Linked DNA regions of Mus musculus: region 2 is linked to region 1. A link is a loop called in an ENCODE intact Hi-C map of the cell type or tissue named here. Cell type or tissue: left cerebral cortex. All regions are shown on one strand. Links, peaks and the distances in the headings refer to the core of each region. The heading gives the core; the rest is flanking DNA. Region 1 holds the start of Fbxo17 (F-box protein 17). Region 2 holds the start of Gm19897 (predicted gene, 19897).

Region 1 (15,340 bases), core at 176-8,175:
ATTCAAGGTGTGAACCATCATGCCCGGCTATTTTTATAGATTCTTGACTTTCCTATTGGCATCTTACTCCATCCCTAATGACTGGCCACGAGTTAATTTTTTGGATCACTTGATTATTTTGAACTGACTACTCACTGGTTAGCCCTAGCAATGGTCAACTGCAGGCCAAGAGAGAAATCTTTCAGTTCTCTTTCCTGTATTCTAACCTTTCAGCTACTCCAGCCTGTAAGTGGACTTGGAGCTTCGTGGTTTCTTGAATGAGGCTGCCTTCCACTGGCTTGCTCGCTCTTTCTTTCTCTCTCTCTCTCTCTCTCTCTTTCTTTCTTTCCTTCTTTCTTTCTTTCTTTCTTTCCTTCTTTCTTTCTTTCCTTTTTTTTAAAAAATAAGAATTATTTATTATTTTATGTATGTGAGTACACTGTCACTCTCTTCAGACACCCCAGAAGAGGGCATCGGATCCCATTACTGATGGTTGTGAGCCACCATGTGGTTGCTGGGAATTGAACTCAGGACCTCTAGAAGAGCAGTCAGTGCCCTTAACCACTGAGCCATCTCTCCAGCTCCCTGTTGGCCTTTTCTTGAATGTAGCCTTCCTTTACACAAATGCTGGAAATACAGACATGGCCATGCCAGGTTCTCTCTTACTCTTACACTATTTCATGTCTTGCTACTCCTCTTTCCTCCTATCTCTCCACACCCCCAACTCCCACAGTGCTGAGAGTGCAATTCTGGGCCTTGAGTGTGCTAGCCAGTTATTCTATCATTGAGCTGCACCTCAGACCTGCACTGGTGAACTTAGGTAGTGGTTCGACAATTGAGCCTGGCCACACCAGGCTCCTTTTGCCTCTTTAGAGTAAAATTTGCCCCTCATCCCACTTAGCCATGTACAGCAGTGCATGTATCCATGATTCCAGAACATTCTAAGTTCTAGATCAGCCTACTGAAAGTCTCTAAAATCAAGATCCAAGAACAAAAAGTCCATAAACACCTACACCTGTGCTTTCTGCCCTCAGTAGTATCTCTTGAATCTGTTTCCTTCCTTCCTTCCTTCCTTCCTTCCTTCCTTCCTTCCTTCCTTCCTTCCTTCCTTCCCTCCCTCCCTCCCTCCCTCCCTCCCTCCCTTCCTCCCTCCCTCTCTTCCTTTTTTCTTTCCTTCCTTCCTTCCCCTCACCCCCAAGACAGGATTTCATGTAGCCCAGGATACTCTCAAACTTGCTATGTAGCCAAGGCTGACCTTGAACTCCATCAGCCTTCACCTCCCACGTGCCGGTATTATAGGTATGTATCACCATGCCCAGATGGTGAACCTTTTCTAAGCACGCTGTAACGTCAAGGTCCTCAATGACTGCAGTGATGCAAGGTGAGTGTTCTCTGCTGTAGCCATCAGCAGCGTTTCGCTGTCGTCACCTAGGTTCTAGGAACCTTCTCATTCTAGGCTTCTACCGGGGTTCCTCACTGGAGGCTGCTCTGATGGCCTGTCAGAGATGACCTTTGAACCTTAGTCCTCATCAGCTGTCACCTGCACCACCACCATCTCCTGGCTCTGTGCTTCCTTCCTCGTAAGCACTCAGGTAGGGGAAACACTTGGGTCAGGTGCTGTCCTGTGCAGCTCAGAACCCTCCACAACTCCCCGTTCTCAAGCTAATGGCAGACTCCTCTCTGAGGGCCGTAAGGTTTCACACTATCTGCCCACTGTCTCTCTGTTCTCCTCTCACTCAGGTATTCACTTAAAGGTGGCCACGTCTCTGAGCCTTTCCCTGGCTGCCTCCTTTATAATTGTGAGGCCTCACCACCAAACTACTCCCCCCCTTTTTTAAACTTTTCTCTAAAAAAAATTTCTTTTTCTTGCCAAGTGTGGTGGCCTAGACCTTTAATCTCAGTGCTCCTGAGGTAGAGGTAGACAGATCTCTGTGAGCTTGCACCATCCTACTTTACACAGTGGGGTCCAGACCAGCTAGGGACTCAAGAAGAAAAGGAGGAGGAAGAGGACAGACAGACAAATGGGGCTGAACCAATGGACCAGGGGACAATAGCACTCACTTCTCTAGTAGAGGACTGATTCAATTTCCCAGCACCTACATTGTGGGTCACAACTGCTCTAACTCCAGTTTCAGGGGATCTGACACCCTCTCCTAGCTTCTGAGGGCACCATGCATACGCGTGTTACACAGAAAAAGAAGAGGGGTAGGGGGCCTGCAAGACTGAGCCAAGCAAAGCTTGAATCCTGTCTGCTGCATGTAGGAACTCCAGGTCTCTCTGTGGGGATGCCCATGGTACATCGCTCCCACAATCTGGAGGCTAAATGTCAATCACTGGCTGAGACCAGTTTGGGTGGGGGAAATCAGATACTGTCTGCTTGTCACTCAGCTACTGGTAAGAGAGTCTGAGCTGCATGTTTGTTGGCTGGTTATTTTTGGTTGGCATGGTAACTGGGGATGCTGCTAACATTCCATCTGCAAAAACCTATGACTGTACATTCCAAAAAGGACTATGATGATGGTACTTGCTCTCTGACACGTAACTCCATCAGTCTGCGAGTCACAAGGCCTCAGTCACTGGAGAAGTGGCACTGCCAAGGGATTTTCCAGGTGGCAGTCTAAAAATGCCTCTGACTCCCTGTAGAGTCACGATCCCTCTTGGGAGTCCTAGATCGTTGCTAGGTAGTTAACAACTGGCTAGGTGGGGGTCGGAGGGTGGGAAGACTAATGTTTATAGCCTTGGTTGTTGCCTGGGGTATGAATCACACAATTACACTGCCCAGCTGAGGCCCCAGGGCTGTGAAGTTGGAAAGAGATACGCGCAGTTTATCCACTTGAGCTGGTGCAAGCTGGCCCCAGCACATCCCGGCCGGTGCCAGCTGCTGACATTTCAGCTGGCCACTTGAGGGTGCTGTGCTGAAGACAGCAGGGATTGGCCAGCTGGTTTAGCATTCCCAACACGGGGACCAACATAAAAGCCATCATCCTGTGACCCAGACTCCTCTTCCATTTTGTAGCAATGACATATGAGACCCCTGAGTGTGGGCCAGTTGGCTGAGTTCAGTTAGTTCCCAGAGCATTAAAACAACATCATTATTTATGCAACCATCTATCTTTGTCCTCCCACTCCAAATCCAAGGTGTTTTTGTTTGTTTGTTTGTTTTTTACCTTTTTAAAGGGGTGTGCATGCATGGGTGCAGGCATGTTTGAGAGAGAGAGAGAGAGAGAGAGAGAGAGACTATGTATTCCTGGCTGCCCTGGAACTTGCTAAATAAACAATGCTGTTAATTCACAGAGATCCACCTGCTTCTGCCTTGGGAGGGCTGGGATTAAAAAGTGCTTGGCTTTTTAAAAGTTTTTCTTTTCTTTTCTTTCCTTTTTTTTTTTTTTGGTTTTTCGAGACAGGGTTTCTCTGTATAGCCCTGGCTGTCCTGGAACTCACCCGGCTTTTTCTTTCTTTTTTTTTTTTTTTATAATTACATCAATTTCAATTCTCTTCTTTCGACATGTGGATCACGGGGGATCGAACTCAGGTCGTCACGTGTGTCACCAGGCACCTTTACCCACTGAGCCTTGTCAGCCCTCAAGTATTCTAGAATCCGATGGTAGTTTTTGTTTTTGTTGATGTTGTTATACAGGGTCTCACTCTAGTGCAAGTCGGATTAGAATATGCCCTAGCCTTAAGCTTTCTAGGATCACGGCACTGAACTGCTGTAGAACAGGTCAATGAACCATTTATTGAACTAATATTAGGCCTTTAAAAAAAGGCCTTGAAGTCTTTTTTTCCTCTGATGGCTACCACGATGCTACAGGTTTCCAGTAGGGGGCGCTGGAGGAGCGTGGCAGGCGGCTGGGCTTCTCTGCGGCATGCGCCTGCAGGCTCTGACGCATCTATGGCATCACCAGGATTCTCCAGCGCCTGGCTCCTGCCACGTGTGGCTGGCACTACCATCTCGCTCCAGACACTTTTCTGTATGCGTTTTTGTGTGGCCTCCGACTGGATATGCACTTCCGGTAAAGCCAATTCCAGCCTGGGGCTGCTGTCTTTTTAATTGTTCTTCCTTTTGATTTCTTTTTTTCTGTTCCTTTAAATGTTTACCTTTAACACTTGTTTATATAGTGCGTGTTGTGTGCATGTAGATGCACTTATGCTAAAGCATGTGTGTGCAATCAGAGGAAAGTTTGCAGGTGGTAGTTCGTCCCTTCTACCCAGTAGTTTCTGAGGATGAACTCAGGTTGTCCAGCTTGCTGGCAAGTGCCTTCCCCGTGAGCTATCTCAGTGGCTCTTCTTGGTGTTTTTGAAGTAGGTTCTAGGCAGCCAAGGCTGGCCTTGAACTTCTTATCCTTCTGTCTTTATCTCCCAAGTGACGGGATTAAGGCTGTATGGCACCTCATTCAACTCATTTTTCACTCCCTCCATAATTTCCTGTTCCCCTCCTCCCTTTCCTCCCTCCTTTCCTTCCTTCCATTTCTTAGTAATGGTCTCCCTATGTTGCTCAGGCTGGCCTTGAACTACCGGGCTTAAATTACCCTCTTGACTCAGTTTCCCAGGTAGCAAAGAATACAGACATGTGCTTAGGCACACACACACACATATAATATAAGATGATGTTTTAAAAATAATTATTTTATGTGAATAAATGTCTTGCCTGCACGGATGTAATGAGTGCACCACATTTGTGTCTGGTGCCTGAGACACAAGTCATCCGAGGGCATTGGGTTTCCTAGAAAAGACATTAATCATGATTGTGACCATGTCAGTCCTAAACAGGAGCAGAAGGTGCTATTAATTACTGAGACATCTTTCCAGTTCCCAAAATGATGTTTTAAGTGTGTGTGTGTGTATGTGTGTGCATGTGTGTGTGTGTGTGTGTGTATGTGTGTGCATGTGTGTGTGTGTGTGCGCACATATAGAGATAAGTGGACAGCTTGCAGGCGCTGGTTCTCTCCTGCAACACGGGCTCTGGGGATGAAACTCAGGCTTGGTGGCAAGTATCTTTACTGGCTGAAATGTAATAAGAGTTTTGGTTTCTTTGAAAACACAGAAGCACTATGGGAATATGGTTTCCTTTCACTCCCAGGTGTAGCCTATGGCGCTGCTTCAGACTGTCTTTAGCAGCTGGCTACAATTTGCCTCGTGCTCTCGCAGGGGTGTGATTTTTGCCATCAGCAGATAGTTTTTGTGACTGTATGACATTTGGAATTCTGGGGAGTTATCAGAGGGCATATGAAAGCCGAGAGCAGGGGTGGGTTGTTTGCTGTTGTCTGCTGTTGCTTGTTGTTGGTTACTGTTTGTTAAGTAGTTGTAAGGGAAGAAGAAAACAAGAAGAAACAAGATATCCTGACAGTGAAGATCAAATTTGCCCCAAGGAACTCAATGCCCCTAATCAGCAGGAAGTAGTCTAACTATAAGTGCCCCCTTTCCTTTCTTTCCCTTTTCCCTCTCCTATTGAAAGTTAGGGGGTTGAAAGGTAGAGAAGAGTGGAAGAAAGAACTCACAAAGTAGCTAAAGACAGGCTACACTGAAACACCTTGCCAGCCTGTTTGTTTTCTTTGTTTTGTATTGGTTTTCCTGAGACAGTCTTACTATTGTTGGTCTTACAGCCTGGGCCTAAGTGCAGAGATCACAGGTCTGTGCCCTTGATCTCAAGAGATCGGCCTGTCTCTCTCTACCTCCCAACCACTGAGTCGCTCCTGTTACTCTTCATAGCTCTGAGACATCAACAATCATGGTTCCAATGACTACGTGATTCCAGGCTCCTGATTGGTCTCTGGTTGACACATACCACTCAGTCCCTGAATCTGGCTTCTTCCTTCCAAACAAACAGCTAACAGCAGATCATCCACATAGTTGGATGGAGCCATCAGCTCCACTCCCCTTTTCTTGCTGAGTCATATGTCAGTGACCAGATGAACCACAATCTGTTTGTTTTATCCACTCACCTTGATGGGCACTTGAGCTGCTCCCCACTTGGAGCTGTTATGAATGAAGCTGCTATGATTGTTCATGTATGAAGGTCTATGTAGGCACAGGTTGCATTCTCTTGAGTAAATACCTAGGAATGGAATTATTGGGTCATAAAGTAAGTATGTATTTCACTGTACAACAAAACAGTCAAGAGGGTTGGAAATATGACTCAGTGGCTTGGAAAGATGACTCAGTGGCTGCTCTTCCAGAGGATCTGGGTTCAATTCCCAGCACCCACTTGGTAATTCACAACCACCTGTAACTTCATTTCCAGGGTATCTGATGCCCTCTTCTGGCCTATACGGGTACTGTAATCATGTGGCACACATACATACATGCAAGTTAAACACCCATACACATTTAAAATTAATTAAACTTAAATAAACCTTAGTTAAAAAAAAATCCATTGTGTTGGCCAGCCAGTGATGGTCTGGGGCATGGCTCAGAGGTAGAGTGTTGGCCCAGCCTGCCCATGACTATGGAGTCATACAGGGCCCCATAAGGAAATAAAGAGAAATTAAAGCTTTTAGTATAAAGGGAAGCTTAAGATGGCTGTAAGTTTATGTATATGGGCCACAAAATGAAGGGGAGGAGAGATAAGGGAATTTAATCAGTTAACAGCTGCAGGCAAAACCAATAGAAAATCATTCTGTGTTCAAAACAAAACAAAACAAACAAGCAAACAAAAAACATTTGCTGTGCATGAGTGTGCATGCTGTAGTGTGTAGGTGTGGAAGTTGCATGACAACTGGGGGAGTCTGATGCCTCCTTCCGGCACACAGGGTCTTTACCTGCTGAGCCCCCCACCCCCTGCTTCCATTCTGCATTTTTTCCAGACAGGGTTTCTCTGTATAACAGCCCTGGCTATCCTAAATTCGATTTGTAGACTAGGCTGGCCTAGAACTCATTTGCCTCTGCCTCCCCAGTGCTGGGGTTAAAGGCGTGAGGCACCAAGCCTGGAGTATTCTGCATTCTTTAATGTTTTCATATCCCTGGCTGGCCTAGAGCTTCTGCATACAGTAGGAACTTGGAATTTAAGGTACATGTTAGTAGACAGTACTCTCTACAATGGATAATTCAAACTCTGGGCACTGTAGCATGTTGCTTAGAGTTCCCCCAACCCAGTAACAACCTAGGACTTCTTAGGATGGTATCCCAACCCTAAACTTTCCATTCACCATTGTCTGCCTGTTTAGAGCCAGAGAAGATTCCAGAAGGCTTTTGTGCGCATGCTTGCACTAGCCTTGTAGCTGGTAGTTATGAAATTCATACCGGGACCAGTCCTGCCCTGGCTAACAACCACAACAACTCAACAAGCACATATATTACACACAGCCCTCCACCTTAGAAGTTTCTATGTGTTTTGTACTTTGCTGTGCTGGCGATCCAGCCCAGGACCTTGCACCTGCTGGGACATCTAGACCAGGGAACTCTGGCCACACCCTCAGCCTCCCAAGAATTCTGACTGAACAGAAAAATCTAAGAAAATCAAAACTATGACTGCAGGTTTTTGTTTGTTTGTTTCATAAACTACAAGAGAAAGGAATAAAGCTAGTTTTGGCTCCTGAAGAAACAAAGCCAAAATAAAACATGGAGTCCTCTGTCTTGGCAGTATTAGGCATTCTCACAGGGGCCATTACTGGACAAAGATTACCTTTTCTACAAATGGTGCTGGGATGATTGGAAATTATTTTTTAAAAGGTTTATGTATTTATTTTATGTATATAAGTACACTGTAGCTGTCTTCAGACACACCAGAAGAGGGCATCAGATCTCATTATGGATGGCTGTGAGCCACCGCATGGTTGCTGGAATTTGAACTCAGTACCTTTGGAAGAGCAGTCAGTGCTCTTAACCACTGAGCCATCTCTCCAGCCTGAAATAACTTTATTTTATTTGTTTGTTTGTTTGTTTGTTTGTTTTTCAAGACAGGGTATCTCTGTGTAGCCTTGGCTGTCCTGGAACTCACTCTGTAGACCAGGCTGGCCTCTACCTATAGAGATCTGCCTGCCTCTGTCTCTGCCTCCTGAGTGCTGGGATTAAAGGCATACGCCACCACCATCTGACTGGAAATGACATTAATTTTTTTTAAGATTTATTTATTTATTATATGTGAGTACACTGTAGCTGTCTTCAGACACTCCGGAAGAGGGTGTTAGATCTTGTTACGGATGGTTGTGAGCCACCATGTGGTTGCTGGGATTTGAACTCAGGACCTTCGGAAGAGTAGTCGGTGCTCTTAACCGCTGAGCCATCTCACCAGCCCATGACATTAATTTTTTTAATTTAATTATTTTATGTGTATGAATGACCCTGCATGTATATCTGTGCCCCATAAGTATGCAGTACCGTGGAGGCCTGAAGAGGGCGACGTAACCCCAAGACCAATGCTCTAACTGATTGGCTACTTCTCCAACCCCAAGGAACCTATAGAAGGTTTAAGGAAGTGTGGGTGGGCTTTAAGGTTTTGTAGGTTTTTTTTTTCTCTCTTCCTGTTCTCTCTGCTTCTTGTGTGGATGAAGTATGACCAGCCCTGACACCGCCACGGCACATCTCTCCCTCTGGCACCTTGGGCTAAAATGAACCCTTTCTTCCTTCAGTTGCTTATCATAATTGAAAAGTAACTAATACACTCCCACAATGAGTAAATAAATACATGCAAACCCCCCCAGCCCTTTTTTTTTTTTTTTTTTTTTTTTTTTTTTTGGTTTTTTGAGACAGGGTTTCTCTGTGTAGCCCTGGCTGTCCTGGAACTCACTCTGTAGACCAGGCTGGCCTCGAACTCAGAAATCCGCCTGCCTCTGCCTCCTGAGTGCTGGGATTAAAGGCGTGCGCCACCACGCCCGGCTCCCCCCAACCCTTTTAAAAGGATGAATCAGAGCTGGATGTGGAAGCTCACTCTCACCTTCAATCCCAACACTCTAGAGCAGTGGCTCTCAGCCTTCCTAATGCTGCCACCCTTCATGCTGTGCCCTCCCAACCAGAGAATTATTTCATTGCTACTTCATAACTATAATTTTGCTTCTGTTATGAGTCATAATATAAATATGTGATATGTGACTCCCAAGGGGGTCTCAACCTATGGGTACAGAACCTCTGATCTAGCGGTAAAGGCAGGAAGATCATACATTCAAGGCCATCTTTGGTTACAGAGTTAGAGGCCATCCAGTCTCATAATAAATAAATACACTTTAAAAATAAAAAAATGTCTGGACTCCTAAAGTGTCTGGCTCCAGGCGGTGTGTTGGGGTCTGTGGTGTCTAATAATTGCTAACATAACAGCTGTGGGGAAAGCAAATGCACTCGGACCCCTGAGGAATGGCTCACTGCAGTTGTCCAGGCCTTACCAGGATTATGCTGAGTGCCAGAATATGGGCTCCATATGGCAGCCTTGATGCAGGGCAGGAGGAATGTGGGTGGAGACCTGTGTGGGAAACAGCTGACACAGAGGGCCTGTCTTACAGCCCCACTGGGCTTCTGGCTGAATTCAAAAAAGACAGAGACTAGGTTCAGTTTTATATATAATATATATATATCATATATATATATATCATATATGTATGTATGTGTGTGTGTATATACATACATACATACATACATACATATATATCTGGGTTACTAAGTGATCAAGTGAGACTAGACTATGGGGGACAAAAGATACATAAGAAGAAGGGAAGGAAGGAAGTGAGAAGAGGGCTGGGCTGCAGGGTTGGTGGAGCACCTGCCCAGCAGTCACAAAGCTCTGGGAGTGATCTCCAGCACTGCATAAACCAGGCATGAAAGAGCACACCTGTGACCCCAGCACTTAGAGCTACGAGGGTCAGAAGTTCAAAGACATCCTTGGCTACAAAGCAAATGTGAGGCCTGGACTGCCTAAAACTAAGTCTTTTTTTTTTTTTTTTTCTTTTTCTTTTTCTTTTGGTTTTTGGAGACAGGGTTTCTCTGTATAGTCCTGGCTGTCCTGGAACTCACTCTGTAGACCAGGCTGGCCTTGAACTCAGAAATTCTCCTGCCTCTGCCTCCCAAGTGCTGGGATTAAAGGTGTGTGCCACCACATCCGGCCCCTAAAACCAAGTCTTAAATAACAAAACACAAGAGTGGGTGCCAGGGTTGGAGCCCAAGAGAGAGTTTGTCTCCCAGGCCCTAGGTAACCTGCAATATGGCCAAATAGGAAGGAAGGGAGGGAGGGAGGGAGGGAGGGAGGGAGCGAGGGAGCGAGGGAGCGAGGGAGCGAGGAAGAGAGAGAGGGAGGGAGGGAGGGAGAAAGATAGATATTAGAGAGGACCCAAGAACTGTTACCAGTCTTCAGAGCTGAAGAGGCTGCCATAGTTAAGAAAACATCTTTACTAGGAGAATGGAAGAGCCGTCTCACACACACACACACACACATACACACACACACACACACCCTCACGCACTGCAGCACTGTGTCCAGAGAACACAGTGAGTGTCCCTTACTAGATGTGCTGACTGGACTGCACATCACTTTGCTCTAGGTTTCTGGGACATGTTTGGAAATTCTCATGGAACAGATGCTGTTTTCCACCAAGGGAAACTGAGGTTTGGAAGGGCAGAAGATATGCTCAACTCCCTCCAGCAAGTAACCTGTAAAGCAAGGGCAGAGCACAGACTCATGGGAAACTCCTAGATTGAATGGGTGATATTCTGGGGGTGTGGGTGGGTGTGAGACAGGGTTTCTCTGCATAGCCCTGGCTGTCCTGGAACTCAGTGTGTAGATCAGGCTGGTTTCGAACTCTCAGAGACCTGCCTGCCTCTTCTTTTCCAGGGCTGGAATTAAAGGTGTGTACCACCAAGCCAGGCTCTATTTTCATTTTGAGACAAGAGCTTACTGTGTACTGAGACTGACCTTGAACTCATGACCCTCCTGCCCTAACCTCCAGAGTGCTAGGGTCACAGGCGTTCACCTCCATACCTGGTCTCAGATATGATGAGTTTTGATAGGGGATTTAAAAAAAAAAAAACAAAAAAAAAACAAAGCAACATGTGTTTGGCAGGCTTTGTAAGGGGCCAACACAGAATCAGAATTGAGGGCAAAAGCTGACCAGCTAAAATCCAGTTGCATCTGGTTTCCTTCTGCAGGAAATAGAGAGGACTATCTTTATCGCCGACTCAGGTGGCTCTCTTTCAGGGATTTGTGATTAACTGGCTTCCCCGATTGCCTATGTCTGGCACCAGTGCCTGCTTCTGGTTTGAGCAGAGGTCTCCCACTATGCCAGTCATTAGCTAGATGAGGAATCTGGTGCACACTCCTCCAGAGTCTGGACCCCTGGACCCATTCCATACTGGTTCATTTCTATCACCACACCCTCAGCCCATCCCCCACAACCCCTCCCCTGCTTTCCTGCCGCAAGGTTTCTCTGTGTAGCCCTGGCTGTCCTGGAATTTACTCTGTAGACAAGGCTGCCTCTGCTGACATTAAAGGCATACACTACCATGCCGGGCTAATTTCAGCACTTAGGAGGCGAAGGCAGGAGGATTTCAGTATATCTGAGGCCACTGTAAGGATACATAGTAAGGTGTATGGGATAACTTTTTTTTTTTTTTTTTTTGAAACTGTATCTCCAAAAAAAAAAAAAAAAAGCAAAACCCATAACACATAAAGAAGATTTTCTAATTAGCTACCCAGAAAGTACAAAGCAGAATAAGGTAAAAACTATATACCAATGCTCGAATATTAGCCATGCCTGTATGTCGAGTATGTGTGTTGGTGAGTGCGGCGGCTGGAAGTCCAGCTTAAGCACCCTTCCCATGCTCTCCAGCTGTTTTCTGTTGGAGCGCATGGACCTGGCTAACCTGGATAGTGAGTAAGCTCCAGAGACAACCCCCCCATCCCCTCTTCCTGGGTTTATCTGCGTGCTCATCTTGCTTTGGCTTTTTTTGTGGGTGCTGGGGATCTGAACTCAGGTCCCTGTGTTTGCCAGGTAAATGCTTTATGGATTTGGCCATCTCCCCACGTGTACAAATTACATATTTTGAAAAGTAAACCCATTGCTATTTTAACTGATTGCATAGAAGGTGGGTGCTCCTTTAAGGAACCCTTTGTCTTCATATAAATTCTGTCCCTCTGACTGGTCTATTTGCTGGTATTCTCTTAGGACATTTAGATAATTTGTCTTCGTTAGATTTTCTATAGCTGTGAAAAAAACACCAATAGCACCTTTGGGAGGAAAGGGTTTATTTTAGTGCATAGCCTGTAGTTCATTATCCAGAAATCAGGGCAGGGATCTGGAGGCAGGAGCTGATGCAGAGGCCATGGAGGATGGCTGCTTACTGGTTTGCTTCTCAGGGCTTGCTCAAACTGCTTCCTTATAGAACCCAGGACCACCAGCCCAGGGGCAAAACCACCCAAAAGAAAGGACTGGGCTCTCTCACATCAATCACTAATTAAGAAAATGTACTACTGGCCAAACTGATGGGGGCATCTGTTCAGTTGTGGGACCCTCTTCCCAAGTGATGTTAGCTTGTGTCAATTTGACATAAAACTAGTCAGCACACGGTCATTGTTTAAAATCAGATTTGCGCAGAGGCAGGCTCTGAGTTCGAGGCCAGCCTGGTCTACAGAACGAGTTCCAGGACCGCCAGGGCTACTGGCGAAAAACAGAACAAAACAAAACAAAACAAACCACTAAAATCAGATTTGTGTTATTTATACTTCCAAGACAGGGAGTGGAATAAACTGAAGAAATGAACTCAGAAGAACAAACGTTACACGGAAAGGAATAAACACAGCTGAAATGCATCAATGTAGCTAAGTCAGGAAACAGCCTGAGACCCTGAAGCACGCATTCTGCAAAGGGGCTGCCAGCCAGAGTGATCCAGCCGCGGCCCAGGGCCTACATGTTGGTCTGGGCTGGCTATTTCTTTTCCCCCTTTTCGGTTGGCTATTTGGGACATGGGTAGAGCTGCGAGAGGGGGTGCTGGGAGAACCTTTTCTTCTTTTTTTTTTTTAAATTTGATTTTAAATAAAAAGTAAGATGTTATTGTTGCGCAAGTGTTTGATGTGTATGCGTGTTAGTGTGTGGGTCAGAGGACAACACGTGGGTCTCCATTCTCGCCTTTAACTCTGAGTCTTGAGAATCACCAGGAGGCTTGGCGGCAGGCACTTTTTCCTGCCACCATCGACCCGGTAGACCTAGTTCCATAAAAACAAAGTATGTATGAAACGTGGGAAATGAAGCCCACTACTTTGTATGCTATCTTAAATGTTAGTAAAAAATAGTAGGGTGTGGCTGCGCACGGGTTTAGTCCCAGTACTGAAGAGGAAGAGGCAGGGGGATCTCTGAGTACAAGGCCAGGCTGGGCTACATAGCAAGGCCAGTCAGAGGTACAAAAGAAAAGAAAAAGAAAAACCACACACACACACACACACACACACACACACACACACACGGAATGTAAAGTCTTCTCAGTGGGACTTGTAGCTTTGCAACTTGCACGTGTACAGCTAGCTCAGTGTAAGAGTGCACTGCATAAGGGAAGAGTCTGGGAAACGATGTACAGACTCCTGGAGACTGCGTCCCTGGGGTGGGGTGGGTTGGGGGCGGGGAGGGGCACACAGAGCCAGTGGAGAGACTCCTCCATTCTCCAGACTGCTCCAGCCGCTGGTTTGGACACGACCCTCGAGTCCCATCCCAGGTCCGTACCTGTCCGGGAGCTCACCGGGCGGCCTGCTCTGAGTTGGCGGGGAAGATCCAATCCCTACCCGGCGCTGGAGGCAGTCGAAGAGTAACCCGAGGTCCGGGAAGTCAGCCCCGTGATCTGGGGTCCTAGTGGACCGTCTTCTTCTATGCTCAGGATCCCGGGGCCACCGGGCAACGTTGCAGCCTGAGTGAGCCCGGCCCAGGGCCGCCGAGCTAGGCCGCCTGTCCCTGAAACGTGGCTGCCAATCCCCTGGTGGACACCCCGGGCACCTCCCCTGCCCCCTTCCCTGAGACCCGCCCCGCCCCACTCTTCCGCCCCAGGCAGCTTTTCCTAACACCGTCGTCAGGGTAAATTCTTTGGTCCCTAGCGAAAGGCTCAGCTGTGGCTCTGACCGCAGATTTGAAACCAGAGAATGAAAGCAGAGACAGGATCGGTTCTTGGAAGCAGAATCCGTCTTTAGCAGAACCGTTCAACACGCGGGCTCCGCAGCAATCGCTACTCAGCTGTTCAGCTTAAGCGAACCCTTCCCCTCCAGGAAGATCAGCGACGCCCCCCCCCCATGACTCCTTAAATTTATTTATTTACTTATATATTCACTACCACCACCACCCATCTCCCACCCACTATGTAGCTATCCAGGAACACTATGTAGATCAGGCTGGCCTGAAACTCACAAAGATCCCCCTGCCTCTGCCTCTTGAGTGATAGGCTCCAAGGCAGATAACAGTACTTCTCAGCTATTGTTATTATTTTAGATGTATTATTTATTTTCATTTTGTGTGTGTACTGGGTGGTTTTGTGTGTTAACTTGACACAACTAAGAGTCATCGGGGAGGAAGGGGCCTCCGTTAAGAAAATGTCTCCATGAGATCCAGCTGTAGGGCATTTTCTCAATTAGTGATTGATTGGGGGGGGGGAGCAACCCATTATGAGCGGTGCTGTCCCTGGACTGGTAGTCCTGGGTTGTATAAGAAAGCAGGCTGAGCAAGCCATAAGGAGCAACCTTCCACTGCTTCTGCATCATCTCCTGCCTCCAGGTCCCTGTTCTGTCTGGGTTCCTGTCCTGACTTCTTTCAATAATGAACAGCAATGTGGAAGTATGAGCCAAATAAGCTCTTTCCTCCCCAACTTGTTTTTTGGTAACGGTGTTTCATTGTAGCAATAGAAACCCTAACCAAGACAATGTATATGAGTGTTTGCCTTCCTGTGCCTATGTGAACCACATGCATGCAGTATCCACAGAGGCAGGCAGGGGTGCTGTGAGCCTTGGAGTTACAAATGGCTGTGAGCTATTGCAGAAACCAGACTCAGGTTCTCTGTAAAAAAAACAGTCAACGCTCTTAACCACTGAGCCATCTCTCCAGTCTTTTCCAGGGTCTTTGTCAATCACTTTTCATTATTTATCTATGTACTTATTTATTTTTTTATGTGTTTTTATTGTGTGTAGGTGCAACACATGCATGGGAGTGTCGTTGCATGTGTGTGGGTCAGAGGTCATCTTTCCTTCAGCGGTGGGTTCTGGGGATTGAACTCGGGTGTCGGGCAGGCTCCGTCATATACTGAGCCATCTTGCTAGGCATACACTTTATTTTTCTGGAACAGGGTCTCTCAAACAATCTGGAAGTCCCAGGGATCCTTTTGTCTTTCACTGAGTCAGGGCTGTGGTGACTGATGTGGCCACACTTTGCTTTTTATAAGCGTGTTAGGGAGCCAGACTAAGATACTCATCCCT
Region 2 (15,340 bases), core at 4,741-12,740, 53 kb before region 1:
AAGGCTGCTTCTTGCCTGGGTGGTTAGAGGCTATGGTGGTTAGAGGCTATGGTGGTTAGAGGCTATGGTGGTTAGAGGCCCCAGCTACAGACTGCACAGGCCTCAGCCCCTAGGTATATTAGGCTTTTCTGGGATTGAGTTGGGGACCCTGATTTCAAGAACGTGGTTAAAGAACGAAGGGTCTTTGAGCTCACACAAGCTGCATGTTAAGAGGGCCCAGTGCTGGCCGGGCTCCGCTGTCCTGCGGGAGGTCATGGTTACTGTTACTGCTGTTCCTCTTTCTCTTTGGTCCTGGCCGCCTCCTTGGCAGGCGGTGGGGACTTTCCAGGGGAGATGGTAGTGCTGGGGTTGGGGGCCTGTGACCCTGACTGGGCATCTATGTTGGCATGCTCCCTCCGGACAAGGTCTTCCAGTTCCTTCTGTAGGGGGCAAAGTTGACGCAAGTCAGGTTACCGTAAACCCCATGGGCCTGGGCTCAGGGTGGGCTGGGGTGGCCCAGCTCCTCACCTTCCATCCGAGGAGGTCAGCGAGAGCCAGGCAGCCTTGATCACAGTCACCCAGCCAGGCCACGTCCCTGCAGGGTGAGCAGGAGTAAGAGAACAGGCTGAGGACCAGCCGGCCTTCTGTCTTCTCTCCCTCCTCACCCACCCTTCTCGAGCTGCTCACCCAGGCCCAGCCTCACCTGTAAGCCTTCTTGGAGTCAAAATCCATGCCACCTCCCAGGCCCATCATCATGCCCAGGAAGGGGTCCGTCTGTGGGGAGAAGACAGCTAAGGGCACAGCCCTGAGCCAGCAGACCTGCCTTATGCTTATTTCTAAAACAGGGTCTCTCTGTGGAGCCCTGGCTGTCCTGGGGCTTGCTCTGTAGACCAGGCTGGCCTTGAACTCACAAAGATCCACCTTTCCTCTGCCTCCTCAGTGCTGGGATAAAAGATGTGCACCACCATACCTAGCCTTATTTTCCTATTTACTAATTAGTGTGTGTGTGTGTGTGTGTGTGTGTGTGTGTGTATGGTAGTGGGCTATGTGTCTATATTTGTACACATGTGGACCTGGAGGTCAGGCTAGAGGTCAACCAAGAGGCCAACCATAATTACTGTTTCTTAGAAGTTAGCCAACTTGTTATTGATTGATTGATTAGATGGTGTCTATATGTATATAGTCCTGACTAATATGGAATTTACTAAGGAGACCAGGCTGGTCTCAAACTCAGATTCACCTGCCTCTGTCTCCCAAGTGCTGGAATTAAAGTGTGCACCACCACCACTTGGCTTCTTTTTATCTGACTGCATGTGTGCTCTCTATGTGTGAGTGCTCAGAGGACTGAGAGGCGTCAGATGCCCAGGAGCCGGGGTTAAAGGCAGTTGTGAGCCACCTGACATGGGTGCTGGGGACAGAAGGTCTTAATCAGTAAACCATCTCTCTAGTCCAAAACTAATAACCGTCTTCGTCTTTGGTGGTGCTGAGGATTGAACTCAGGGCCGCGCATACGCCAGGCAAGCACTGCCGCTGAGTTACAGCCTCGGCCCAGACACATTCTTTCTGAGACATTGCTCAACTGGCCTGGAATTCAGGATTATGTGAGACTGGCTACCCGGTGAGCCCCAGGGACCCACTAATCTTTGCCTCTCCAGTGTGGGACTACAAACACCATGCCTGGATTTTTATGTGGGTGCAAGCAGTTAAACTCGGGACCTAGTGCATGCGTGGCAAGCAACTTATCCTTCTGCTAAACAAACAACAACACAGCCAGGAGTGGTGGCACAGGCTTGTCATGCCAGAACTTGGAAGGCAGAGGCAGGAGGACTAGGAGTTCAAGGTCATCTTAAATTCCGTGGCGTGTCTGAGAGGGCAGGGGGGCATGGGAGCCTGTCTCCTGAGTTCACATGGTATCGCACACGTCACGGAGACACAGCTTAGCATCTTCAGAGATTGCTCTATATAAACACTCTGCCACTTCATAGGAGGGACTTGAGGGTCCCCAGATTTTGATATGTGAGAGGGCACTAGAATGGTAGTGTCTGGACTGTCTCCTGGGTCCGGGGAAGCACTTGGGCTTCAGCAGGTTCAAGGCACGGTTCTGTTCTGTGCTCAGTGGAGTCTAGAATGACAGAGGCCCAGTGCACAGGCCAGCTCCCATGTTCTCCTGACTGAACTGGCAAGTCTAAGGATCTGGTGCTTTCCAGGTGGGACAGAGACCTGCCCTGTCCCCTGAGGAAGTGGCCAAATGAGGAAGGGGGCAAAGAAAGTGGAGGGAGGGGGAGGGGGACAGGGAAGGAGGGGGGGAGGAGAGGGGGAGGGAAGCTGAGGCAGACTTACCTGGCCTGTCTTTTCCTTGTTAATGAGCAGCCGTGGGGTGGCTAGTGGTGCCCTGGGAAGGGGGAGCTGAGATTCAGGATCTGCCCTAGTGCCCTGTCCCGAGCTGACACCCAGTCCCATCCTCCTCAACCTACTTGCTGATGAGGGAGGCGAAGGGCTGCACCTGCAGGGAGGTGCCCATGATGATGAGGAGGTCCACCTTGGAGAAGTCCTGCGGGGAGTAACCAGGAAGGCCTTGGACCCCACTACTCTGGCTTTGTCCCCCTCACATGGGCCCAGCCCAGAGTGGACACTTACTGACTGCATGCAGGAGAAGAAGCGCGATGGAAGGTTCTCACCGAAAAACACGATATCTGCGGTAGACACAGACAGAGGGACAGAGGGACAGAGGGACAGAGGACAGGAGATATGGGAGACAGAGCTAGAACAGTCAGGAGTCAGGGGCCCAACTGAGGCTTGGGGGGCGGGGCACCCTCTGCTGAACAGTAGGGGACGGGCCAGGTGGCAGAGTGGCCAGATTGGGGGGTGAGGCCGTGGAGGAAGGGGTCCCAGCTCCAGCCCCGGGCCCAGGACTCACCAGGCTTTACCACACTCTGACACTGCTCACACCTGGGAGTTGCTTCTGAGAAGATCTTCTCTGAGTGGGAAAGAGGAAGGGGGGGTGAGTTGTGAGGCTCCCCCAAGGGCTGCTGGAGAAGCCCTCTTCTGCCCCTCCCTCCTGTCAACAGAAATGCATCCCAGGCAGGTGGCAGTGGTGCATGCCGCAAGCCTGCTTGGGGGAGAATTAAACAGGAGAATTGTGAGTTTGAGGCCAGCCTTGGCTACACAACAAAACCACATCTCAAAAAAATAAGAGCTGAGGCTTCAAGGTGGCTCAGTGTGTAAAGGGACCTGCTGCCAAGCCTGGTGGCCTGAGTTCCGTCCCCAGATCCCACATGCTAAAAGGAGAGAAGCAGCTCCTGCAGATGGCCCTGACATGCACACGCATGCTATGCCATGTGCACACCTACACACATGCGCACACAAACCCCAAGAGCTAGGCTAGCTCAGCGGTGGAACCAAGAGGGCTTGGGCACGACTCAGCAGGAGATGCCTGCTTTGAGTCTCCCAGTATGGGGGCTGTGGGTGTGGCCCAGTGGAAGAGCCTCTGACCTCGAATGCCCGAGTCCCCTAGTCTGATCCGCAGCGCCACAAAACAAACAGCACAGCTCACTACTCAGGCATTTCCTGAGTGGTCTTTCCTGCTTCACAGAGAGGAGCTCCCTTCTTAGAGAGCCGTCCCCTTCACCTCCAGGCATCCAGGGGTGGCTGGCAGCACCACAGCTAGTGAGTGAAAGGGCATATACAGGGGCAAACCCATCTGCCCCAGACAGGTGCCCCTGGACTCCACCAGACCCCCATCTGGGGAATGGGAGTCATCCAATGGGTCCTGGGGACAGTCCTATCTGCCCTGGGTCAGGAAAGGACATACAGATAGCCTTGGGTTGGATCAAACCTCAAGCCCAACTGTTTCCCACTCTCGGATTCTGTGACAGACTCCTTATGGGACAGACCACCCTTATGAAAGTCACACTCCTTCTTACTTATGGATCACGGAGTCTGAAAGCACATCTGCCACATGCAGCCCACAGGACTGGAGCTCACTCCGCCAGCCACTCATACAGCCAGTCACAGGGCGAAGCTTTAACGGCTGCTGCTGAGGTATTTCTGCACAAATATGCTATTCTGTGGGTGGAAGATGCGATTCCACAGGGACATAAAGGGGGTGATGTCCATTGTCCGTCACCCCCAGCTGTGCACACATGGGCTGCTCAGGAACCCTCAGTCTGGGGGCAGCTGGCTGGCATTCTGTCAGAAGAGCTACCTTCCAGGGTCCTGCTATAAAGGCCACAGCTGTCCTGATCTCAAGGGGACACCAGAGGCTTTGTGAAGTCAGCATAAAGAATACAGAAATGGATTCCCACAGTTGACACAGCAGCTTCAGGCTCAGCACAATGGCTGCCAGAACAGACTGGTGCTGGCACCCAGGCGCGGGGACTAGCTGTCCTCTCAGTTGCTGTGTCCTCACATGAATGAGGACAGTGACAGCAGTGACAGCCGTGAGCTACCATGTGTGTCTCCAGCACTTGTCTTACCCAGCACAGCACCCAGCTTCCCTCTCCACAGGCTCCTGCTGCACTGTCCAACATGGAAGGCTGAGCTACATAAGACTTATATAAAATTTATTAGTTTTTATTTTCATGTTGTCATGTAGCCCAGGCTGACCTGGAACTTAGTATGTAGCCAAGGCTAACCCTGAACTCCTGATCCTCTTGCCTCTCCCAAGCAATAGGCTAATAGGCATGTACCATGGTTCCTCCTGCGACTTCTACAACTTAAACCAACAAGAACTTAATGAAATTAGAGACCCTATCTTTAAAAAATATAATAAAAATTAAACTGTTCTGGGCCAGCGAGGTGGTCCATCCTCAAGCCTGAGCGCCTGAGTCCAGTTCCTGGGACCCACATGGTGGCAGCAGAGGTTAGACACTTTGCTTCAGTAGGCACATGGGGCAAGTGGAGCCATGTTGGACGTAGACACAGGCCTCCTCGTCTCGGAAGGTTCCACTGTGCAATGCCTTCCTCAGAAGGTAGCCGTGTTTGCCATGTAAGATAGATAGTAAACACCTCAGAGACACAGGCTGTGTGACCGTTGAGGACGTGAGTCTACACGGAGTCCACACGTGGCTGGCCGTGCTCTGCGGTTCATATGGATGACAGCCCAGCAGAGGGGTGGCATGGGAGCAAAGACCTGCTGTCACCTTGAATCCTTGAGGCTTCTACAGCTACCATAAAAAGCAAGACAGCTGGGTACCGTAGTGCACGCCTGCAAGCAACCTCAGTACTAGAGAGGCTGAGGCAGAAGTGCAAGCTCCAGGCCAGCCTGGGCTACATAGGGAAGCCTAGCCTCAGTGGAAACCAACCAACTCACTGACTAGCAAGAGCCAAAGAATGGAGCAGACTGCACTGGGGCCCAGCCCTTGGAGGCTGGCTATGGCAGGCAAGCAGTGAGAGCCCCCCACCCCCTACCTCCCCCTGGCCTGCCCGAGGCCTGCCTGCCCGCAGAGTCCAGCCTCACCTTTCATCCAGCCCATCGTGTATTCTTTTCTGCAGGAGGTGTTGACACAGTGTGATGTGTAGAAGGTGCCGTGGGCCTCCACCAGGTCCTGGGGCTCCAGCCCCGCCACTCGTTCCAGCGTGTCTATGTTCTGGAGGGGGAGGGGAGGTCAGGAAGACAGCCAGCCCTGGTGGCTCTGAGAAGTGGCATTGCGGGGGATGAGGAAGGGTGAGGATATATGGAAAGTGCCCGCTTCCCCAGTGGGGCCACAGAAGGTTGCTAAAGGATGCCCATGGGATATTCTTCTACAAACTTGGGTCACTGCCTCTAATTTTCAGAGAAGTTCTTTTGTTAGAGAGCCACGCACAGTCCCTCCATTTGCCACACATTTATTGCAATAAATGTACCTATCTTCAGCGTCTCCCTCAGATGTGGCATCCTTGTGGGGATCCCACCTGAGTAGCTTGTATGTGACAGCTCTGGCCAAGCATTAACATAAATAAACTGAATCAGGTCAGCAGTGGTGGTGACTGCCTATAAGCCCTGCAATTAGAGGCTGAGGTAGGAGGACTGCTTTAAGTTTAAAGTCAGCTGAGGCTACATAGCTAATGTCAGGCCAGCCAGGGCTACATGGGAAGACCTGCCTCAAAAAAGTGAAATAAATAAGCAATAAGTAAATAAAGCCAGGCATGGTAGGCCATGCCTATAATTCTAGACTGCTGTAAAGGTGAGGCTAGCCTGAGGAACAGGGTGAGATTCAGGCAAGCTGGGACAAGACTAGCACCTGTCTGGAAAAGCCACAGTAAGGGCTGACAAGATGGCTCAGCTGACAATGGTCCTTGCTACCAACATAGCAACGTGGCTTTGGGCCCCAGACATCACATGGTAGAAGCAAACGCCTTCCTTCAGTTGTCAGCTGAACTTTACACACACTAAATAATGTAATATGAATAAATAAAACAAGAGAATGACTTATTTGTTTCTTTGGGGGGGGATATGATTTTTTGAGACTGCCTCAAACTGGAGAACCTCCCTCCAGAGTGCCAGGATGACAGGGGAGCACTGCCACACCCCGCACTCTGCATCTGCTTTGTCGCTGGCTCAGTCTACCAAGCCCTTCATTGGAGAGTGAGCAGCACACACACACACAAACAGCTAACTAAGGGATCACAGAATTACCTCCGGCAGCCTCTGTGATCAAAGGAAACATAGTCTAGGGTGGAGGGAGATGCCTGAGATCTCTGATCATGTTGGATTATATCCACAGACACGCTCCTTCCCTTGCAATGGGGCTCTGTCCTCATAAGCCCACCGTGAGTTGGGTCTACCCTGAGTGGAGCAGGCCTCTGACACCTACCCTACTGCACATCACTGATGTAAGTTTGCAGTTTCCCCTCATGATGACGTGGTAGGCTGCCGCCTGTACCCAATGCCTGCACAGTAGAGCTGGGCTAGCAGAGCAAGCCTGTAACCTCAGCTACAGGAGGGTGAGACAGAAGATTACAAACTCAGGTCTTGCCTGGGCTGGGGGTGTGGCTCAGTGGTAGAGCACTTCCCCAGCATGCCGGAAGCCCTGCGGCCTATATAACTAACGCAGCAGACACACACCCAAAATAAAAGGAAAAAGAAAAAAAGAAAAAGACTACTCTTCGATTTTAAAAAGCATGGTGCTGCTCTATGGTGTGAGTATCGAGGGGTCCCCAGACAAGAGGCTGGGTTTGGGGCATACAGAGAACTTCCTGGAGGGTGAATTTCATGTATGCAACTTGAAGGTCTATAGCCACTCTTCTGTGGGGACCACAGTGGCTTGAGCGATGGGTTCCTGTGCAGAGCTAAAAACAGCACCACAGCTTCAAAGATGCTGTGTCGGCACAACTCAGAGGCGGAGTCACTGTGTTCCAGAAAGTGGGTCAGTGATTCAAACGGTGACTGAGGAGAAGAGGCCACGAAGGAAAAAAAGCTGACCACAAAGGGGGCAAGTGGAACATTTTTTTCCACCTTCAGATATTTTACAAAAATGTACGTGTGGGGGCTGGAGGGATGGCTCAGCAGTTAAGAGTGTTGGATGCTCTCCCAGAAGACCCCGGGTTGGGACCCAGCGCCCACATGGCAGCACACATCTGTTAAAGCCTCTCTTGGCTACTGTGGGCACTGCATACACATAGGTCATGGACATACAAGCAGGAAGAACATCCATAAACATGAAATAAAAATAAATCTCCCTTTAAAGTTTATGTGTGGAGCCAGTGAGATGCTCAGGTAAAGGCCACCAAGCCTGATGACCTGAGCTCCATCCCTGAGACCCACACGATGGAAAGGAAGGACTGACTCCTGCACCTTGTCCTCTGACTTCCAAACTTCAGGCTGGTCTCAGCCCCATCTGACACCCTAGGTCTATGACTCATCGTCCCTCTTGTTCTTGTCACACACATGAATTGGCACCAGGAGGGCAGCGGTGTCTGCTTGGCTCACTGGTAGGGCCTGGTACTTGGGTGGACACCTGTTGTCATAGAGGCCAGCAAACAAGGGTGCAGGAGGGACATGCAACAACAAGCAGGAAGTATGGGGCTTCAAGGAAGCTGTTAGTATCAGGCCTGAGCCTCTTTCTGTGAATGAGGCTGACTCTGAGCTTGGGCGGTGCCTGGAAGGACTAAGCTGTCTCTTCCCCAGCTGGGGCCTCCAGCCATCTGGACCCAAAAGTTTGAACCCATCCTCCCCCTGGTGGCCATTTCTGACATTGCAAGAGCTTCAAACCTATTTGTATTCAAGCATTAACTCTTCTGTACAATTTGGAGTTCTCTCTTTTTCCTTTCTAACTTTTTCTTCTTGGGCAGGGCGGGGGAGGGGGCGGGGGGCGGGGGAGATTGTTTGCTATGGAGCCAGTCTGACCTTAAATCCACTATTAGCCCAGGCTGGCCTTGAACTCATGACCAGCTCCTTCCTCGGCTTCCCAAGCACTGGGATAACAAGTGTGTAATGTAATGGCCACTTTGTATTCTGAGACAATTTTTTAGCACACATGTATACACAGAGCAGTCTGAACTTCAACACATCCACAAAACGCACAGAGACACATAGAAGCCAGCAGCCTGAACATCCGTCTGAACCTCAGTGTGGCCACAGTGTCCCATTAGCCACCGTATCCAAGGCCAGGCTCAGAAGTGTATGAATAAGAAGCCCACCTTCCTTACGATACAGTGTCACTTTCCTGATTTGGAGTGGCTGTGGTATGGACGGTGTCCCCTCAGATACAGAGGCCTTTTGCAGTAAGTCTGGGATGTCCTGTCACCTGTCACCTCACAGCAGACTTGAGAGGGCTTGAAGCTGTTCTGACTTCTTTATATTTAAACATTCTTCTATTAGTTTATATTGTAATTAATCGACTAATCAATTAATTTAGAGATACAGTCTCACATCCTGAAGGTTGGCCTTAAACTCATTTTGTAGCCAATGATAACCTTTCTTTGGTTTTTGTTGTTGTTTGGGTTTTTTTTTTTTTGGTCTTTCAAGACAGGGTTTCTCTGTGTAGCCCTGGCTCTTCTAGAACTTTCTATGTAGACCAGGCTGACCTCAAACTCACAGAGATCTGCATGCATCTGCCTTTTGAGTACTGGAATTAAAGGCATATGCCACTACCATCCAGCAACCTTGAATTTCTGACCTTTCTCCTGATTCCAATGAGTACCAATCTATCCTGTTTCCGTCCCCTATTTTACAAAGGGGAAACTGAGGCCAAGAGGAAGTGGCCCATTGTAGGTCATTCACTATAATTAGCTGAGCCCTGGTCCTGTGCCTGCCTGTGTTAGCCCAGCTCTGACCGAGTGTTCCAAGACCCATCTGGCCTACTGCCCTCGAGCCCTGCCACCCAAGGTCACGCTTGCCCAAGGTCCTGCCTACCCATGGTCACACCTGCCCGTGGCCCCGCCTACCTGCGTGTAGCAGCGCAGCAGCAGCCCCTTCTCCTTCAGCAGGCGGATGAAGTAGTGGCAGATGGTTGGCTGAGAGAAGAGTAACAGTGCTGATGTGAATGTCCCAGGCCATGCTGTGGGCCCATTCTGCCCCATGGCCCCATCTCAGTGGCCCAGTGAGGGTGAGCCTGCCTTCTCCCGTACCACAAATGAGGAGACCCAGGCAAGGGCATGGTGGCGGCTTTTTGGCATCACCAATAGGTAAACTGCAGAGTCAGGCTCACAGCCAGGCTTCAGTCTCAGCCCTTCCTGATAGTCTCAGCAGCTTTCTTAGAGTTGGGTAAACTGAGGCCCAGAGCCACAGGATAAAGAGACGAGGGGCCAGGCAACCCACTCCTCCTTTCTTTTAATTTCTTAAAATTGTTTATTTTACTATTTATTTATTTTTTTGGTTTTTGAGATAGGGTCTCTCTAGGTAAGCCTGGAATTGGCTAGCCTCAAACTCACAGAAATCTTCCTGCCTCTCACCAAGAGCTGGATTTTTTTGTTTGTTTTCTTTTTTGTTTTGTTTCTTGTTTTTGTTTGTTTGTTTGTTTGTTTGCTTGTTTGTTTTCGAGTCAGGGTTTCTCTGTATAGCCCTGGCTGTCCTGGAACTCACTCTGTAGACCAGGCTGGCCTCGATCTCGGAAACCTGCCTGCCTCTGCCTTCCAAGTGCTGAGATTAAAGGCCTGCACCACCACCGCCCGGCCCCCGAGCTGGAATTTTTTAAATGATTTATTTATTTTTATTTTATGTGCATTGACTGGTGTTTTGTCTGCATGTGTGTGTGTGTGTGTCAGATCCCCTGGAACTGGAGTTACAGATAGCTGTAGGCTGCCATGTGGGTCTGGGAATTGAACCCAGGTCCTCTGGAAGAGGAGCCAGTGCACTGAACTGCTAAGCTACCATTCCAATTATTTTTAGTTACAGATATGTGTGTGGGTCTCTGTTGGTATATGGAGGTGAGTTCTAGTGCCCACAGAGGCCAGAGGTGTCAGGCTCCCCGGAGCTGTAGTTACAGGGGGCTATGAACATCCTGATGTGGGTCCTGGGAATTGAACCCAGGTCCTCTGGAAGAGTACTATCTGCTCTTTTACCCTGAGCCATCTCTCCCACTTTCACCTCTTTCATCTTTAATTTTTATTTTTTTTTTTACTTTTGAGATAGGTAGTTTTGGCTGACCTTGCATTTGAAAGTTTCCTGTCTCTGCCTCCCAAATGCTACAGTTATGGGGATGAACTATCAAATCTGGCCAGAACTTATGTAATTCTTTTCTTTTTTCTTTAACAATATCTCTATCTACCCATCTACCCATCTACCTATCTGTCTATCTATCTATCTATCTATCTATCTATCTATCTATCTATCTATCATCCATCCATCTATCTACCCACCATCCATCCATCTATCCATCCATCCATCTATCTACCTACCCACCCATCTGTCTCTCCCTCCATCCAACCATCTACCTGGGGATATGCACTTGCCACAGTGCACATGTGGAGGTCAGAGAATATGATGGAGTCAGTTCTCTCCTTCAGTCATGAGGATTCCAGGGATTGAACTCAGGTCATTAGGTTTGGTAGCAAGCACCTTTACCCATGGAACCATCCTGCTGGCCCCAGAAGCTAGGTTCTTAATCATGTTATGCTTGCCTGGAGGGCCTATAAAGAGCCTGCTTCCATGCCTACTCTTCCCAGGCTCCCTGCAGAAGATGACCTCACCTTGAACTGCCCGGGATAGAGCTCCTTGGCAAGGGCAAAGAAGGGTTCCGGATGTTTCTGTGGGAGAGAGGAGCAGAGGGCCACATGTCCCAGGTAAGACAAGGACTGGAGTTGGGAGCCACCTCCCCTCATCTTAGCCGTCTACCTTGAAGTAGCTGATCTCAAAGATGGCCTCTGGGTAAGGAAGGTGGTACTTCTCCAGGTTTGCATAGAGGCCAGTGGACGGGGAGCGGAAGTCAGGGATACCCGCGGCTAGGAAGGCAACGCAGTCAGAGGCTCTGCCCACGTGTGCACGAACCCCTCCAGCCTCCCCCAGCCCCAGGAGTGGCTGAAGGACGGGGAACTTACACGTGGAGATTCCGGCTCCCACCAAACAGATGACCTTGCGGCCTGGAACAGAGGATTGATGGCACATGCTAAGGTTTCCCTCCTAGACGTACTGCTGGTGCCGGGCAGGATGGCATTGGCAACCTCACATTTCAGGTGAGGAGACACAGCCACCCAGGAGAAGGGAGAGGGATGGGGGGTGGGGTGAGGTGGGGACGCCTTGCAAAGTTCGGCAGTACAGAGACGGCTAGTTTGAGTCCTTGACAATCAATCCAAACCAAATTCTGACAATGACTAATCTTCTAGGTACAATACTGTAAGACTTCAAAAAAATTACTTTTGGGTCAGAAGGTAGTTGTGTACACCTTTAATCCAAGCACTCGGGAGGCAGAGGCAGACAGATTTCTGTGGGTTTGAGGCCAGCCTGGTCTACAGAGTGAGTTTCAAGACAGCCAAAGACACACAGAGAAACCTTGTTCAAAACACACACACACACACACACAGATGAGGGCTACATAGATGGCTCAGTGGGTAGAACACCTCCTCCTTTTCCAGAGGTCCTGAGTTCAATTTCCAGCACCCCTGTCAGGCAGAGCTCACAGCCACCTGTTAACTCCAGCTCCATGGATCCTGTGCCTCTGACCTTTGAGGGCATCTGTACATCTACACTCATGCTTATACACACACACACACACACACACACACACACTTAAAAAAGAAAATTTGAGACAAGGTTTCATATAGCCAAGGCTGACCTTGAGCCTTCTATGTAGCTAAGGCTGACCTTGAACTTCGGAGCCTCCTGGCTCCACCTCTTGGGTGCTGGTGTTGTGGTGTGCACCAGCATGTCTGCTGGTTTCTCTGGTTTTGAGTCAGTGCCTCCCTATGTACCCTGGGCTGGCCTGGAATCCTGTACCTCCCTCCTCAGCCTCCCAGGAGCTCCAATGACTGGCTAGGACCTGTTTCTAGCTGTACACATCCCTTCACCATCCTGCTTTGTTCACACAAAAGCCTAAAGTCTGCTCCTTTGAGTCAATTGCACTAAATAACGGTTTTTTTGTTTGTTTGTTTTGGACAGGATCTCATGGACGTCAGGCAAGCATTAAATTCACTGTGCAGCCAGCCAAGGATCACCTTGAACTTCCAATCACCCTGCTTCCATCTTTAAGTGCCCAGCATTGCCATCATGCCCAGCTTTTCTTTTCTTTCTTTGAGACAGGGTCTCAGCATGAGAACTCGCAGTGACCTTGCAAGCGTTGGGAGGAGTGGGTGCCACCAAGCCTTGCTATGCCCGTTGTTGTGTGTGGTGCAGGAGACTGACTCTAGGGGCCTGTGCACTAAGCAAGCACTCCACCAACCGAGCCAAGCCGAGCCCCCAGCCCCTCCGGTGTATTATGCTTCTTCAGATCCATGGTTCATACTCTTATGGGGGCTTTGTTCTTGGTTTTTAAAGAACTATTAGGGGGTGATAGGATTGAATCCATTCACAGGCACAGAGCTGAGAAGAAATGGCCCTATTGCTGCCCCAGCTGCTGGCTGGCCTACAGCCCAGCCACACAGAGCCCCGACATCTGTCTGTCAGCTGATGGGCAGACACAAGTGTGGTATCCCATGAATTGGGCACCCCTGGGGTGTTCTGTTTAAGGGACACGTGTGAACAGAAGTCAGTCTGCCATCGGGGCTGGCGAGATGGCTCAGTGGGTAAAGGCACTTGCTGCTAAGCCTGATTCCCGGAAACTACACGGTAGAACGAGAAAAATAACTCCTCAAAGATGTCCCCTGGCAAACACAGTAGCATGCATGCACCTACAGTAATGCCCACATCACCCACCCACCCCCAGCACACACACTCAAAGATAATGTTTAAACCAGGCATGGTGGCGTATGTGTTTATTCCCAGAACTTGGGAAGCAGAGGCAGGAGGATCTCTGTGAGTTTGAGGCCAGTGTGGTCTATAAAGTGAATTGCAGACCAGCAAGGTCTGTTACATAGAAAAAAAAAAAAAAAAAACCAAACCAAACCAAAAACAAATGACAGCAGAGAGCCTGCTACAGTCTATGCACTCAGCTTCTTTAGGATGTTACTGGCCCAAGTCTGGCTGGAGATCGTAGGCATTGAGACTGGGTGTGGTAACACTGTAATACCAAAACTCCAGAGACTGAGGCAAGAAAATCTTAAATTCAAAGCTTGCCACAGCTACAGAACAAGACCGAGCTTCAAGGGCCCTGACTGTGCCCCTTGCATATGTTCACACCAAGTCACAACCTCTCCGTGCCTCAGTTTCCTCTTCTGTTCAGCTCACTTCTAGAAAGACCTCACAGCTATTGCGTGATAATTAGGTTCAAGGATGCTTGGTGAGCTACTTAGCCCAGAGCCTGGCGAACAGCAAGGGTCTGCTTAGTTGATATTTATGTCACGTCCCACACCAGCACCCTATGGGCCAGGGACTCTCAGATCTGAGTGTAAGAGGGAGGACCAGTGTCGCCTGGCCACTGTGTGGGTATGCTCTGTAGGCGGCCGGCTGCCCAGCCTGTGGCAGGAGAGGGAGGTTCAGCTGCCATCCCGGCTGCCAAGGAGGGCGCTGAGCAGCTGGGCCAAGGGGAAACTGGAGAAGATGGCCTCAACAAAGGGCTGTTCAGGACCCTCAAAGCTGCATTGTTCCCAACGGGGACTGCGAGGGCCTGGGTTCTCAGACTTCGGTGACTCGACCTCAGCAAGAAATATCAATTTCACGGTGACCCAGCTAGCTGGCTTCTAAACAGCACGTCTGAGACAAGCTTCCTGTAATAATACCATGGCAAACACTTCTGTATCTCTCAAGAGATCGGGTCCTGTTCTAATCACTTATCTCTCGAGTGTGTGTGTGTGTGTGTGTGTGTGTGTGTGTGTGTGTGTATTTCTCCAGGGCCATCCACCTAGTGTGTATATGGGCTGTTATTTGTTTGTTTGGTGGTGTGCACACATCTCTTTGTGCGTGTATTTCACAGCAAACATGTGGAAGGAAGTGAGAGGACAACTGGTGCCATCACGGATTTTAAGGCAGGGTCTCACGAGTCTCATGGGGACCTGAGCTTGGCTCCTGCCTCTGCCTCCCCAGCCCGGGAATTACAAGCACTTGTGAGCTGCTTGTGTGGGAGCTGCCAGCACTTAATGGACTGAGATAATCTCCTAAGTCTCTCTGTCTCTCTCTGTCTCTCTCTGTCTCTCTCTCTGTCTCTCTCTCTCTGTCTCTCTTTGTCTCTCTCTCTCTGTCTCTCTCTGTCTCTCTCTCGTGTTTTGAGACAGGGTTTCTCTGTGTAACCCTGGCTTTCCCGGAACTCACTCTGTAGACCAGGCAGATCTCAAACTCAGAAATCCCCCTGCCTCTGCTGGGATTAAAGGTGTGGGCCACCATCATCATTCCATTTCCCTCTTTTTTCTGTAGTCCAGGCTGCCTCTGAATTCACATGCTCTAGCCTCAGCTTCCAGAGTGGCTGGGCCTGCAGATGAGCTCGGCATGCTGAGCATATGTATGCTCAGCATGTGGCAATTTCCTTAGCCTCACCTGAGTCACCCCAGAGCTTTGATCACTTCCAGTCTAGGGCATAGGCCTGGCCCATCAGAAGACAGTAATAGATTCACTAGGGAAGTGACCCAAAGGCAGGCCTAGTGGTGCTACTCTGTACTCCCAGCTATGTGGGAGGCTGAGGTAAGAGGATCGACCTTCAGGGACTAGAGGGTAAATTCAGGGCGTTCAAAATAAAACAGTAGGAAAGGAAGGGCTGGGGCTGTAGCTCAATGACAGAGTGCCTGCCTAGCGTGGTGTGTGAGTGTAGGGGCTGAGTTCCATCCGGGGGGGGGGGGGGGGGGCTTCTGGGCCAATGTGGCCTTGTTCTTAAGTGCAAAGGTACCCTCCCAAGCAGGAGCCGCCTGCTGGACTTTCCTT

Evidence for each region. Hi-C counts contacts between places; a loop is a spot of excess contacts. Peaks named below come from ENCODE experiments on the same cell type or tissue, not always from the same donor. Only the 100,000 strongest peaks of a DNase experiment are listed, where the experiment ranks them.
Region 2: a loop joins it to region 1, with 3 times the contacts of the local background. A loop is called at or near these places in 1 of 42 quality-filtered maps.

The regions. Positions count from the first base shown.
Region 1 is chr7:28,715,309-28,730,648 of GRCm38, reverse strand. Fbxo17 (F-box protein 17) reads right to left here and starts at 13,859. Exons shown (of 7, transcript NM_015796.2): 1 at 13,611-13,859; 2 at 5,922-6,034. In left cerebral cortex, for the core only: CTCF peaks have their summits at 2,872 (motif pointing right), 3,796 (motif pointing right) and 6,235 (motif pointing left); DNase peaks (open chromatin) are centred at 2,538, 2,812 and 3,855; H3K4me3 peaks cover 298 bases; H3K27ac peaks cover 1,401 bases.
Region 2 is chr7:28,772,996-28,788,335 of GRCm38, reverse strand. It overlaps Sirt2 (sirtuin 2), which reads right to left. Exons shown (of 16, transcript NM_022432.4): 5 at 11,437-11,478; 6 at 11,234-11,340; 7 at 11,089-11,145; 8 at 9,346-9,414; 9 at 5,438-5,567; 10 at 2,897-2,956; 11 at 2,617-2,672; 12 at 2,454-2,530; 13 at 2,320-2,371; 14 at 683-753; 15 at 508-574; 16 at 1-419. The coding sequence ends at 264. Gm19897 (predicted gene, 19897) reads left to right here and starts at 6,822. Exons shown (of 4, transcript NR_040339.1): 1 at 6,822-7,098; 2 at 11,065-11,181; 3 at 11,291-11,571; 4 at 12,494-13,437. In left cerebral cortex, for the core only: a CTCF peak has its summit at 8,124 (motif pointing left); DNase peaks (open chromatin) are centred at 6,920, 7,249 and 8,100; H3K27ac peaks cover 1,856 bases.